2 separate regions of the Homo sapiens genome follow, and region 2 is linked to region 1. The links are chromatin loops, found by intact Hi-C in ENCODE. Cell type or tissue: PC-9. All regions are shown on one strand. Each heading gives the region's core, and the rest is flanking DNA. Links, peaks and the distances in the headings are about the cores only.

Region 1 (7,659 bases), core at 1,564-6,563:
AACGCGGAAGATGGACATCGCAGTGAGCTGAGATTGTGCCACTGCACTGGGCAACAGAGTGAGACTCTGTCTCAAAAAAAAAAAAAAAAGAAAAGAAAAAAATTATTTCTTCTGAATTCAGTTATGATTTTAATATTAATCTACATTTTGATTAAAAATACATTAAAGGCTATGCACAATGGCTCATATCTGTAATCCCAGCACTTTTGGAGGCTGAGGTGGGAGGATCACTTGAGCCCAGGAGTTCGAGACAAGCCTGGGCAACATAGTGAGACCCCATCTCTATAAAAATTGTTTTAAAAATTAGTTGGGCATGGTGGTATATGCCTGTGCCTGTAGTCCCAGCTACTCGGGAGGCTGAGGTGGGAAGTTTGCTTGAGCCCAGGAAGTCAAGACCACAGTAAACCATGATTGTGCCATTGCACTCCAGCCTAGGCAACAGAGCAAGACTGGGTCTCAAAAGAAGCAAAACTATACATTAAATAAATTTTAATTAAAATAATTACTAAAACATCATTGGAAATGTACCCTGATAAGATGGCTAGGAGTGTCTCAGTGCCTTCATGAAAGGACATCTTGCTGATGCCAGTATTTCTAATGATCCCTTTCTTTGGTAACCCAGGGTGGCAGATAGACTCTAAGATTGTCCCAAATTATTCCCGCCTCCTAGAGTCCATGGGCTTGTAGAGTCCCCTGCCAAAGTGTGGTTGGAACTGTAACTTGCTTCTAGTTAACAGAAACAGCAAGGGTGGGTACAAAAATACAGTTAGATAGAAGAAATAAGAGCTGGTGTTTGATAGATCAGTAGAGTGACCATAGTTAATAATAATCTATTATATATTTCACAATAGCTAAAAAAGAATAATTCAAATGTTCCTAGCACAAAGAAAGGATAAATGTTTAAGATGATGGATACCCCAATTACTTGGATTTGACCATTACACATTATAGGAATGTATCAAAATATCACACTTACCCCAAAATATGTGCATCTATTACGTATCAATAAAAATAAATAAATACATACATACATAAATAAAGGGGGGAATCAGAATACATCAAGGGTGTGTGATGAATGTTATGTCTGTGATTATGCAACAGGAGATGGGACTTTCCATCTTTCTAGCAGGCTTTCTCGACTCTCTCCCTTATTGACTTTGTTGATGTAAGCCTCCATGTGGTAAAGCCCTTGTGGCGGGAACTCAGGGCAGCCTCCGGCAACAGCCAGCAGGGAGCTGGGACTCAACAACCTGCCAGGAAGTGAATCCTGCCCAAACCACATGAGCTTGGAAGTAGATTGTTCCCCAGTGGAGCCTCAGATGAGACCCCAGCCTGGCAGACACATTGAATGCAGCCTCTTATGAGGTCCTGAAGCAGAGGACTCAGCTAAGTTAGGCCTGGACCTCTGACCAACAGAAACCATGAGAGAGTAAATATGGGTTGTGTTAAGCCACTAAATCACCCACTTAACACACTGGGGTCAATGCACTAGAGGTTAGCACTATAGCAGTAGTTGGGATGGGGGAAGGGTCTGACCTTCCCCTATAAAGTGGGAGAAGACTGTGAAGGGGAGGTATTTTCATAATGTTTCCATCACGAATGTTTTGTTCCAAATATCTCAGAAAGCAGTACATTCCAAGATTAAGAATCTGGAAATTGCCAGGTGCGGTAGCTCACGCCTGTAATCCTAGAACTTTGGGAGGCCGAGGCGGGTGGATCACGAGGTCAGGAGTTCAAGAACAGCCTGGCCAACATAGTGAAACCCTGTCTCTACTAAAAATATAAAAAATTAGCCTGGCGTGGTGGTGGGAGCCTGTAGTCCCAGCTACTCAGGAGGCTGAGGCAGGAGAATGTCTTGAATCTGGGAGGCAGAGGTTGCAGCGTGCCGAGATCGCACCACTGCACACCAGCCAGGGCAATAGTGCGAGACTCCGTCTAAAAAAAAAAAGAATCTGGAAATTGATGCTCTTAAATCTGTAGTGCCCAAGTGCCCCTTGGGAAGTTTCTTAAACCCCAGAGGTTGGTGTGGCCCAGTTTGAAGACGGTTGTAAAGCTTGAGCCATTATGATTCCTCCTCCCATACTGGGGGAGGAGTGGCCGTACTCAATGACCAAAGGGGTGTGCACAATGTGCCCCTGACCCTGTGCTCCAGTCCTGCCTCTGCTTGCAGGGGTTCAGCCCTCTTCCACGTCATCTGGTCAAATTCCATTCCAACGGGACAGGGCCTTATCAAACATCTACTGTGGTTTATACACTAACCCAGGCATTGGAAAAAAGGACAATGGTGATTGTGAAAGGGAGTGGCCCATAGGAGACATTTTGTTCTGGGAAGTCTTCTCAGATAACCACACTACGACCATCCTTTGCCCCGTCTTCTCTAAACTCCTGAAATGCAGGCTGTGTGCCACACACCTTGGAACATGGCCACGCATGGACTCACATGGCTTACTCTAGTTGTCTAAATGGCAGTGCTGTCTTCCTCAACAGTTTCCAACTATGCTCCTCTGGGCAGGGATTTTTTTTTTCAAGAGACAGGATCTGGCTCTGTTGTCCTGGCTGGGGTGCAGTGGCATGATCATAGCTCACTGCAGCCTAGACCTCCTAGGCTTAAGCAATCCTCTCGCCTCAACTTCCCAAGTAGCTGGGACTACAGGTGTGTGCCACCATGCCCAGCTAAGTTTTAAAAAATTTTGTAGAGAATCGGGTCTTACTATGTACCCAGGCTGGTCTCAAACTCTTGGCCTCAACTGATCCTCCCCCTTCGGCCTCCCAAAGCACTGGAATTACAGGCATCATATCTTAAACAAGCAAACAAAAGATTTTCAATTTGAAAACAGTTACAAAATAATAGTTTAAGTAACTTTTAGTAATATAGTCGTTTATATTTATTATAGAACATTATTAAAATGAGGATAAACCAAAAATAGAGACAAAGAAAGAAGAAAAGAAATCATCTAGAATTCTTCTATCCAAATACAATCATTGCTAGCATTTTGGTGTCCCTCTTTAGAGGCTGAAATAGTCCCATCTTACGCTTTTGGTCTCCCTCACAGCATCTCACACAGGCCTGAGGCTTGGAAGACACTCAGTGGCTGACTGCTTTAATGAAGGCTCTGCTGCCAGCCTGCTCACCACGGTTCCTGTTTTTCACCCTATGCAGAAAGTGCAGTATATTGTAGCAGCGAAACCTCTTTTCTCCAGTCTGCCTTTATTAGGGCTCCATTCACTCCTCCTCTTGGGCTTCCTGCCTTCCCTGTCTCACAGCTTCGGGGAAAGGGCCCACTGAAAACTCCCCCTAGCACAGAACAGGGCAAGGCCTGCCATCCCTTCCAGCAGATATTAAGACTGGAAATGCGCAGGCGCTTAGGTTTGATCTACACGCGAATACCTGGGCTTGTTGAATAATAGGAAAATATTTTGTTCAAATTGGAAACTTCTCTTTTGAATGCCTGGGAACCTCTGGGATGACACTGCAGGAGTTGTATCCTAGGGACCGATTGCTCTTCATCTTTGCCACACCTGGGCCCCTTTGTTCCCACCTCTGATGCTAAGACCTGCCCTCTCTTGTTGCCTTATTTGCCTGGCCCTTTTAGTCTCATCACTCTCAGGGAAGGCTGGTATTGTTGCTTGGTGTCCTGCCAGGGTCACAGTCCCCTAGGGAGGCCAGGGTCAGGCAGGGTTCAGCCACTCTGAAAGCCGCAGGGCAATGGCCCATGGCAGCCTGGCAGGGGCCCAAGACCTGGTCTCAGGGGAATGTCTCCTGCCTTCAGCCTTTCAAAAAGGAAAATTCTCTCTCACTTTGTGAAAAACAGTTGTCAAAACCAGTTGGTGGTATTTGCCAACTAATTCCTCGGGCTCAGTAATCCATCTTGCAGGAGGTGAACACAGCCCAAGGTATTTGCAAGGGGAAAAGATCAGCGAAAGAACGAGCACTCTTTGATTGTGCAACCCACACAGTTTGGATGGCTTTTGAGTCCTTTCTGGAAGCACCCTAGAGACAATTCTTAGAAGCAGCACACTCAAATAAGGGATTTAGACTTTTGCCAGTGACATCGTCTGCCTAGGTGCTTTTAGTATAAAATGAGCTGTGCATTTGGACACAACTTTTTCTCAGTAAACACATGGAAATGAAGAAGGCGAAATAGTATTGAGAGCAAAGGAAAAGGTGATGGTTATTCTAGACTCAATAAAGACATGCACAAATGTTTACTGAGCAGCTACTATGTGCTAAGCCTTGCTTAGATTACACCTTGGGAGGAAAAAGGAGACAGATAAGACCATCTCTGGCTATCATAATATTCATGTTGTCATATCAGAAAGAATGCATTCACATTTTATGATGCGGTTACACAATTCACTCAAAAAGCCTAAGATTCTGCTTTCTAGCCTGATGCCACAGCACCTGCCTGCCTGTCAGACCATGCGGGCTCCACCCATTCTGCTTCGCTTCCCTCTCAGCACCTCTGTGCTCTCACTGGGGCCTCCCCAAAGCCTCTTTTCTCAGCACTTTGGGGCCCCAGTCCTCCCCATCTTGCTTCGACCTTGTGGTGTTGGAAAGGGGCCCTGGATTTAAAAGATTCAGATTAGAATTCCGTATGCATCACATGTTTCTTGTGTGTCTCCACACAACTTGAATTCTCCGACTCTCAGTGCTATAGACTGAATGTTTGTGTTTCCTCAAAATTCATATGTTGAATCCTACCCCACAGTATGATGGTATTTGGAGGTGGGACCTGGGGGAGGTGATTAGGTCATGTGGGTGGGGCCTTCATGAATGGGTTTAGTGCCCTTATAAAAGTGGCCCCAGAGTACTCCCTGGCCCCTTCTGCCATGTGAAGATACAGCAAGAAAACGGCTGTCTATCAACCAGGAAGAGGCCCTCACCAGAATCCGCCACACTGACACCCTGATCTCAGGATTCCAGCCTCCAGAACTGCGAGAAATAAATTTCTGTTGTTAATAAGCCACCTAGTCTATGACATTCCATTATAGCCTCCCTGGCAGATGAAGACGCTCAGTCTCCCAGTTTGTCAAACAAGGTCTGTACTATCGGCTTGCTGGGGTAGTTAAGTCAGGATTCACCAGCAATGTGTCTGGCCTGGGTACCCCATCAACCGTGAGTTCCTTCCCTCTTCTCTAGTGTTCAAGGCCCCTGTATAGAATAGAATGCTCTCCTCCTTCTCATTCAGAGGGTTTGGGATATGGGAAGGATCCCTTACCTGATGATGACTTTAACCAACAAAAGCGAAGTCATCATTTTCAAATTTTGGACCTCACTTTCATTTTCTCTCTGGCAGGGTGATTGACACCGTATCACATTTCCCCTGCAGCCAGAGCGCGCGTTCTATTATATCATCAATTACATACGGACACACATCTGGGTTCTTGGGTTCTTGCAGCTGAGCGCTCAGCTATCTGGGAGAAGAGGCCCCGTCCCGTCTCGGCTGCAGCAGATGAAGACTGGACCATATGCCGATCGCTTGGCTGGACCCGTGAATCTGAGAGACTTCCCATTCCATTTTCAAAACTTCCAGCAAAGCCAGATGTATGAGAAAAAAGACATCCGGCCTCTGTAAGTTTTGACACAGTAGGAAACAGACTGATCCCTGGAAGATCAATACAAAAGGCAACGCGGCAGTTCGACAGCTGAAAATACAGGCGGCGGCAGCCAGCCACGCCTGTGGGCAGGGGAGAGGGAGTAGAATGTACTTACGGACCCAGTAATACTGACCATATTGAAGGGTAAGTGGCATCCAAAGCGAGGCTGGCACTTGCTAAAGTGGTAGTAAACCAGAGCACACCTTCAGTGCCGGAGAAGAACGTTTCTGTCGCTCCCTGGAACTGCTCCTGGAAATGCCATGGCTCAGATGAAGCCCACACATGCCCATACCCACAGCTTCAGTTTTTTACATCAGCCCACATTGCAATCTGGGAGCGATAGGAGCAGAGGTAGACCCTCTGCTCCCATCCCTGATAGCCAGGGACAATTTGCTCTTATGAGAGATCAAAGACCTTGAATGCGTTCATTTATTTTGCTATGAGTGGAGACAGTCTCCCTGAGTAGGTACTCAAGGGAGAATTCTGGAACATATTTCTGCCTGTGGGGGTGCTAAAGTATTGCAGCATGTGTTTAGTCTGGCATATGTTGGAGCCACCATGCCCAGTGGGGCGCTGACTGACTGGGAATGGGTGCCAGCCTGGGGCAGGTATGCTGGGATTTAAGTTCTTTTCTGTGGATCTAACCAAGTTGCTCCTTCCTTCCCTGCTTGGTACAAACTAGTCGAGAAAACAAAAAAACAAGGCATTTGCAACAAATTTAAGTACAATATGGATAGAATGATTCTAGAGATGCCCTGAGGCAGTGCCCGGTGGATCCCAGCTGGGGAACACACAGGGGTGCTTTGGGAGTTTAGGGAAGAGAAGGGCTGTGGGGAAATTAGGGATCAGTGAAGCTCCTGGGGTTCAGGAACAGTTGATAGAGCCCAGTCGGGGCCCTTGGCTAACCCCAGAGAGCCAGGTCTGTGGAAAGCCATATCTGCTTCTGAGAAAATGTTTGAAGGAAGCGGGAATCAGGAATATGGTTCTATCCAGAACCCCTTGGATTTCAGCCTAAGACAGAGGAGAAGGCCTGGCTTCCTGGGAAGGCTCAGAATGGGCATATTCCACTTCATGGAGTAGTATATTCCCCCAGACATGGCCCCTATCGGACCACACTGTGGACTCACTCCCTTCATCAATGGCTGAGAGACTAAATTAGGCTAAAATGCACATGATGGTCAGGCTGAAGTGGCAACCAAGTGACAAAGCCTGCAAACTGGGGCAGATGTGAGGACCCTCCTTGTGCAAGTCCTAGGCCCAGGGTTGAGGAAATGACTCTGGGCTGTCAAGCCCCAGCTGATGGCCTCTCCTCCACTGGCAGCAGCAGCAACCTTCCTTATTCTCTGCCTCCTCCCAGTCCTATGCACACGGGCCAGGTCTGGAATGTCACTGGGGAGCCGCCAATGAAGCCAAGCAGATGAAATGGTACAAATAGTTGAGGATACAAGGCATCTGCAAAAAGTGTAATTACAATATAGACGTCACAATGCAAGAGATGCCACAAGGCAGTGCACAGTGGACCCCAGCTGGGGAACAGGCAGGGGTGTCTGGGGAGTTTAGGGAAGGGCTGTAGGGAAATTAGTGGTTAGTGCAGGTAATGCTGGCAATGTTTGCAGAAGGCATGTGTCATGATATGGTAGAACATGTTCTCCAGAGAAGCTCCTTTAAAAGGCTCTTCTACGCCGGGTGCAGTGGCTCATGTCTGTAATTCCAGCACTTTGGGAGGTCGAAGTGGGCAGATCACCTGAGGTCAGGAGTTCAAGAACAGCCTGGCCAACATGGCGAAACCCCATTTGTAAAATATGAAAATTACAAATTAGTCAGGTATGGTGGCGGGCGCCTATAATTCCAGCTACTCGGGAGGCTGAGTCAGGGAGAATTGCTGGAACCCAAGAGGCGGAGGTTGCAGTGAGCCAAGATCCTACCACAGCAATCCAGCCTGTGCAACAGAGTGAGACTTCATCTCAAAATAAATAAATAAATAAATAAAATAAACATTTACAAAGACTCTTCTTAGCCTGGGTATAGAACTGACATTAGTGGTAGATCTAGAGAATAAAA
Region 2 (7,659 bases), core at 1,528-6,527, 200 kb before region 1:
CTGTGTCTAAGGTGATGGCTCTTTCAAAAATTACTTGTTGTTTCATGAGTTAACTATTTCATAATGACTTACTTAGAGCACCACCTCTGGGAGCATTTCCATTTAAATGAGGAAATGAAGTATTCCCACCAGAACCAGTTGCAAATTGTAGAATGATGGCTTTGGGGCAGGAATTACAGGTTCAGACTGACTTTTCTTCAGGGCTCCATACTAAGTACTCATCTTCCAAATGAGCTCGCGTCATTCAGAACTGTTTTCCACCCTCACACGCTGAGAAATACACTGTTCTCCCATCAATAAGTTGGCTCTAGATCACAGTGGTCATCAGAGCAGAATAAGGAGGGAGGATAAATGCCTGAGGATTGAGTATCAGAATCTCTGGAGAGTCAAGAAATCACACAGCGGGTTCTGAGAAGCTTAGAGATCAGGGTCAGACTTCTTTCTTTTTTTCTTTCTTTTTTTTTTCTTTCTTCTTTCTTTCTTTCCTCACTTCCCAGCTTTGGGAACCACTATTCCAAGACTCTTAATACCTCTTCCAAAGAGGTAGACTAACTGACTTTGGGGTCTCTTAACTCAACTAAATTACCAGGTAGGGTCTTCTCTGATTTTAGCCAAGATCTCTTTGAGGGCTCCCTCTTAGAGGAAGCCATTTCTTAGGTAGAATTTCCATTGGCGCCTACTTTTCTTGAATTTTTCCACGTAGTTTCAAGAGAACTTCTGGATAGCATATGCCCTTTGCCCAGCACTTTTGCTAATGACTAAAAAATGAGACAGTCATATTAAAACATTTAATGAATTCCCAAGAAGCAGTTGTCATTGAAATTACAATAAACAGCACCATTTACAGTAGCATTAAAATCCATGAAGTACTCTGGGCCAAATTAAACAAGATAAAAATTTATGCAACACTCAAACAATGAAAACTACAAGATGTTGCTGAGAGAAACAATTTTGAAATGAAAGAGCAAAGTTGGAGGATTTATACTACCTAATTATATAAGACTTACTATAAAGCTATAGGGATTAAGATATCTGGTATTGATGTATAACTAGATATGCAGATTAAAGAAACAGATTAGAGAGCCCAGAAATAGACCCACACATATGAAGATAATTGAGTTTTTACAAAGATGCCAAGGTAATTGGGGAAATGATAGTCTTTTCATGGTGCTGCTCATGTGGATGTATTTGTAATAGGTATGACAAAAGTATTTGTATCTAGAATATTTAAGAACTTGTGGAATTTAATAATAGCAAACAATCCAATAAAAATGAGCAAAAGAGGCCTGGTGCAGTGGCTCACGCCTGTAATCCCAGCACTTTGGGAGGCCGAGGCGGGTGGATCACGAGGTCAGGAGTTCAAGACCAGCCTGGCCAAGATGGTGAAACCCCATTTCTACTAAAAATACAAAAAATTAGCTGGGCGTGGTGGCGAGTACCTGTAATCCCAGCTACTCAGGAGGCTGAGGCAGGTGAATCGCTTGAACCTGGGAGGCAGAGATTGCAGTGAGCCGAGATTGCACCACTGCACTCTAGCCTGGGTGACAGCAAGACGTCTCAAAAAAAAAAAAAAAAAAAGCAAAAGATTTGAACAGATACTCCATATAAGATGCATGTGAATGACGAATTAGCACATGAGAAGACGCTCAATATTATCTTCAGGAAAACGCAAATTAAAAGTACAAGAGAAACTGGTACACATTACATCTGACGACTAAGCTCTGATGTTTTTATCTTGCCCAAATTCCTATCTAAGGGGTCTGGAGAGTCATCCCCCACAAGCCATAATTCTCATCAGATGGGTTTTATTTGACCCTATACATAGTGACTTACTTTCCAATCTGACTCTGGCATAACGTTATAAGACAAGGAAAAAAATCAAAATATTTAATCCCAAACCATGTTTTTCTGCCATGTCTTGAAATGGCCCTGCAAAGCCGTCCTTTGTAGGGGAAAATCTGCATCTGTAAAGAATCTCTATTAACATAGCTAGATCTTTTTCTTCCAGGCCCTCCCAATCCTGAGATGTTAACTAAATGTCTAGCACCTTTTAAAGATCTGAATAGGAAACATTTGTTATCTATTGTCTTTAAGGGCAGCCACTATGAGACTTTGAAGGAACCTCAGGTCTCCACAATCTTTTTTCTTAATCTGAACATTTCCTTTCTATTGATCCCAGGTCTTTAGACAAACTCAACCAATTGTCAATCAGAAAATGTTTAAATTTACCTATAGCCTGGAAGCCACCCCCTGCTTTGAGTTGTCCCACCTTTCTGAACCAAACCAACATTATTTCTGAGTTATTTGATTGATGTCTCATGCCTCCCCAAAATATATAAAACCAAGCTGTACCCTGGCCACCTTGAGCACATGTTCTCAGGACCTCCTGAGGGCTATGTCAGGGGCCATGGTCACTCATATTTGGCTCAGAATAAATCTCTTTGAATATTTTACAGAGTTTGACTCTTTTCATCGATACATCCCGTTAAAATGTTTAAAATTAAAAGGACATATCAAGTTCAAAGCCAGTGTTGGCAAGAATGCAGAGTAATGGACCTCGTGGACGTTGGTGGTGGGAAACTCACATTGTGAAATACTGTGGAAAAGTTAATGATGCACTTTAAGAAATACATCCAGCAATTCTACTCCTGATGTTCACCAAAGAGATGAAAACATGTCCACAGAGAGACGTGTAGACAAATGTTCATAGAAGCTTAATTCATAATAGCCAAAAAGTGGAAACAACCCTAATTTCATCAGCAGGTGAATAAACAGACTGAGCTATATTCATACAATGAAATGTTAGCCTTCAAAAACAGAACAAACTACTGATGTACACAGTGACATGGGTGGATCTCGAAAACATTATGCTGAGTGAAAGAAGCCAAGCTGACAAAAGACTATGTAATGTATGATTTCATTTACATGAAATTCTCTAAAAGACAAATCTAATCTACATGGACAGAAAGCAGATCAGGGGTTGCCTGAAGCTGAGAGTGGGAGGGGAATTGGCTGGGAAGCAACACAAGGGAATTTTCTGGGGTGAAGGAACTGTTCTGCATCTTGACTGTAGCGGTTGCTTACTTGAGTATATACACTTGTCAGAACTCATCAGATGTACATTTTTTTTTTTGAGACAGAGTCTTACTTTGTCACGCGTGGCTTACTGCAACCTTGAACTTTTTGGCTCAAGGGAGCCTCCTGTCTCAGCCTCCTGAGTAGCTAAGACTACAGGGGTGCACAACCATGCAGGGATAATTTAAAACAATTTTTGTTTTTTTTTTGTAGAGATGGTGTCTCGCTATGTTGCCCAAGTTGGTCTTGAACTCCTGGCTGCAAGCAATCCTCCTACCTCAGTCTCCCAAAGTGCCGGGATTACAAGCATACATTTTAAATGGTGGTATTTTATTGCACTAAAATTTTACTTTGATAAAGTTGATGAGACAAATTGTGAGTAAAATACATATAAGGAGTAACAATTTATGGGAAATCTCAATCTGCAAAACAGGCTTTCCTCTGCCGATGCCCTGTGGACTTGGTGGGAGACCTGGCCGGCATCCACTCTCTCACCCATCTTGAGACCTCATTGTTAGTGCTAAGTCATGAGACAAGCTAGGAATTCTGTTTCAGCTCTTAGTTGAGAGACTTTCCCTCCTCTTCTCAGCCCTGGTATGATTTCTCAGGCTGTCATCTCTTTTTCCCCCACCTTTCCAGAACTCCTAGGGATTTGAGCAGCTCATTCTTGCCCAGCCCACTTCTCACTGGAGGGCCAGGTCTTTTCCAAGTTCACGGAGAGAGAAGTGAACTTTTACCTTCATTTGCCCTCTTTTTCTCTTCTGCTCACTACTTTTTCTGTCTAGGCCCCCTAGTCATGTCCTATTTCTGCTGGGCTCTTCCAGACCTTCCTGCCCACTCAGTTCTTCACTTCCACCCCCAATTCCTGTCCTAATGTCACCGTGGCACAGCTCATGAGAAGTTTCAGGAGCTACCCTTTGATTTCAGAGTGACTCAAGGACTCAGGAAAGAGGGGATGACCCCAAATGAACCAGCAGCCAACCAGACAATGCCTGGTGTGTTAAGGCTTTTCAGTAAGCACTTCCTTCAAGGAATGACAGTTGGCCTTGCCCCAAAAGAATCTATTTAAATGTGATTACACTTGTGGTTTCTTCTTATTTCTGCAGGACAGAGTTGAAACTCCTCAGTGGTGCCCACTGGGCCATCACACTCTGGTCTTTGCACATGCCTGGAACCCCGGCGATCTCTTGTTTCTCCACCAAGGGAACTCTGCTTGTAACACTTTAAGCCTCAGCTGAAAAGTGGTCTCCTGGGTGAAGTCTCACCTGTGCACCCACCTGAGGGTGAGTCAGCTCTGCTCCCCTGGCTCTCACCGCGGCTGTTATAGCATTTACCGGAGTCCCACAGTGACTCATTTGTCCATCACCCTCCCGACAAACCTTCCAGCTTCTGAAGGGCAGAGACAGCATCATAATCATCTTTTATAACTCCCGTGCCTAGTGCTACTCCCAATCCCTAGTAAGCATTCAAATATTTCTTACTGCAGTGCTTGGGACTGTCATAAACACAGAAACTGAATAAGGCTTCGTGTTTCCATCGCCTGGAACTTGCAGGCCAGAAGGAGAGCTAAAACACTCATATAAGTGTAATGCAAGGTAAAATGGGATGTAGGAGGCACTAGTTTGAATATTGGGTAGAACTAGAACTGCAAGGGAGAAAGATTCAAGTTAGAATAACTGGCACAGAAGTTTGCATTTACCTAACAAAATTGCTAATTATTAGTGAGTGTCTTCTCTGTGCCAAGGACCAGGTTAAACATTTTTTTTTTCTTTTAGGACCAGGTTAAATATTTACCTCCTGTACTAGTTCCCTGTGACTGCTGTAAGAAAGTGTCACAAATTAGGTGGCTTTAAACAGAGAAATTTGTTCTCTTATAGTTCTGGAGGCTAGAATATAAAGTCAAGGTGTCAGGCCGGGCACAGTGGCTCACACCTGTAATCCCAGCACTTTGGGAGGCCAATGTGGGACAATTGCTTGAGGCTGGGAGTTCAAGACCAGCCTGGTCAACAGAGAGAGAACCTGTCTCACGCCTGTAATCCCAGCACTTTGGGAGGCTGAGGCAGGCAGATCACGAGATCAAGAGATCGAGATCATCCTGGCTAACATGGTGAAAACCCATCTCTACTAAAAATACAAAAATTAGCTGGGCGTGGTGGCACACGCCTGTAATCCCAGCTACTGGGGAGGCTGAGGCAGGAGAATCGCTTGAACCCGGGAGGCGGAGGTTGCAGTGAGCCGAGATCGTGCCACTGCACTCCAGCCTGGCAACAGAGCGAGACTCCATCACAAAATAAATAAATAAATAAATAAATAAATAAATAAATAAATAAAAATAAAAAATAAAAAATGAGCCAGGCATGATGGTATGCACCTGTAGTCCCAGCTACTCAGGAGGCTGAGATGGGAGGATTACCTGAGCCCAAGTTAAAAGCTACTGTGAGCTGTGATCATGTCACTGCACTCCAGCTTGGGTGACAGAGCAAGACCCTGTATCAATCAATTAATCACTAAATAAAAATGAGTGAAAACCAAATTAAGTCCAGGTGTCAGCAGGGCCATGGCCCTTCTGAGGGCTCTAGAGAAGAATCCTTCCTCATCTCTTCCAGCTTCTGGTGGTGGCCACCCTGCTTGGTATTCTTTAGCTTGTGGCTGGTTCACTCCAGTCTGCTGCCTCCTTCATCACATGACCTTCTTCTTTGTGTATGTGGACATCTCTGTGTGTGTCCTCCCCTCTTCTTATGAGGACACCAGTCATTAAGTTTAGGGCCAACCCTAATCTGATAGGATCACATCTTAAGAAAGTAAGTCTATCAAGACCTTATTTCCACATAAGGTAATAGTTTGAGTTTCTGGAAGGACATGAATTTGGGGTGAACACTAACCCACTCCGCATGCATAATCTGATTTAATATACATCACAACTAGATGCAATAATCATCCCCATTTTATACATAAATAAACGGAAATGCAGAGAGCTTAATGTTTGCTCAGGGTAACATGTCAGGAAGTGCCAGAAATTCTGATGTTAGATGGTTTTATAAGGTTATCCACTGTGATCTACCACTCTTAAGAACTTTTACAAATGGCCAGGCTCGGTGGCTCACACCTGTAATCCTAGCACTTTGGAGGCAAAGGCAGGCGGATTGCCTGAGCTCAGGAGTTTGAGACCACCCTGGGCAACATGGTGAAACCCTGTCTCTACTAAAATACAAAAAAAAAAAAAAAAAAAAAAAAAATTAGCCAGGTGTGGTGGTAGGTGCCTGTAGTCCCAGCTATTGGGGAGCTGAGGCACAAGAATTGCTTAAACCTGGAGGCAGAGGTTGCCGTGAGCTGAGATCAGGCCACTGCACTCCAGACTGGTGACAGAGCATAACTTTGAGTCAAAAAAAAAAAAAAAAACTTTTACAAAGCTTTTACAAATTGTGAACTATATCATTTATTTAAAATAGTATGTGTAAAATAAGTGTACAAATTAAAGAATATTAACAACATAAGCATCCATGTTAGTTTATCAGTTCATTCATGAATTTGTTGTCGTTTAAGCAACTCCTTTGTGCTGAGGTCAGCATTTTCCTGAGTGTGCTGCTGAATACCCTGACCTGCTTATTTTAAATGTGGACTTCTGAACCCTTCACAATGTCAATGGAGTCAGCATCTCTGAGAAAAATGCTCAGGGATTTACATTTTTCATAGTAATACCTGGGGGGTTTCATGCAAAGTAAAATTGGAATATCATAAGTGCATATACAGCTTTGCAAATGGAAGGGGAAAGGGTCACCTGGTTTCTCTTCCAGCTCTATGAATTTAGAGACATCGTCTGGTCTGTCTGTGTCCGGGGAAAGGAATAGTCTTTGAGATATTTATGAGGAAGAAAAGGAAGCAGAGTGCCAAGCCCCACAGGGAGTGGTTTTGTCAGTTGCTTTCACCGCAGGCTCTGAGGAGGGGAAGGAATCCCAGGATGAGGCCCTCAGGAGCTTTTATTTATTTATTTATTTATTGAGATGGAGTTTCCCTCTTGTGGCCCAGGCTGGAATGCAGTGGTGGGATCTCAGCTCACTGCAGCCTCCACCTCCCAGGTTCAAGTGATTCTTCTGCCTCAGCCTCTCAAGTGGCCAGGATTACAGGTGCCCACCACCACGCCGGGCTAATATTTTTTGAGACCTAGTCTTGCTCTGTCACCCAGGCTGGAGTACAGTGGCACGATCTCAGCTCACTGCAACCTCTGCCTCCCGGGTTCAGCGATTCTCCTGCCTCAGCCTCCTGAATAGCTGGGATCACAGGTGCCTGCCACAATGCCAGGCTAATTTTTGTATTTTTGGTAGAGATAGGGTTTCACCATGTTGGCCAGGCTGGTCTCGAACTCCTGACCTCAAGTGATCCACCTTCCTCGGCCTCCCAAATTGCTGGGATTATAGGCCTGAGCTGCCACACCTGGCCTAGAGCTTTTAAAACTCACCTCCCCAACCTCACCTCAATTCTGATTCTCCCACATCTACCGACCATGGGTGGATGGGTGAGGGCTGGACAGGAGGAAGTAGGCAGGAAGGGTGTTGGACCTGGTTAAGGAGCTTTTCCCAGTGACAG

Evidence for each region. A loop is a pair of places that touch in the nucleus more often than their neighbours do. Peaks named below come from ENCODE experiments on the same cell type or tissue, not always from the same donor. Only the 100,000 strongest peaks of a DNase experiment are listed, where the experiment ranks them.
Region 2: it touches region 1 in a loop (3-fold over the local background); 2 of 110 quality-filtered maps call a loop at or near these places.

What each region holds. Positions count from the first base shown.
Region 1 is chr10:29,954,318-29,961,976 of GRCh38, forward strand. No RefSeq gene overlaps it. Among named protein-coding and RNA genes, the nearest start is that of JCAD, 100 kb to the right of the region's middle. In PC-9, for the core only: no CTCF peak of the experiment used is centred there; DNase peaks (open chromatin) are centred at 3,834 and 4,324; H3K27ac peaks cover 3,009 bases.
Region 2 is chr10:29,753,693-29,761,351 of GRCh38, forward strand. No RefSeq gene overlaps it. Among named protein-coding and RNA genes, the nearest start is that of SVIL, 120 kb to the left of the region's middle. In PC-9, for the core only: no CTCF peak of the experiment used is centred there; DNase peaks (open chromatin) are centred at 4,069 and 4,409; H3K27ac peaks cover 2,183 bases.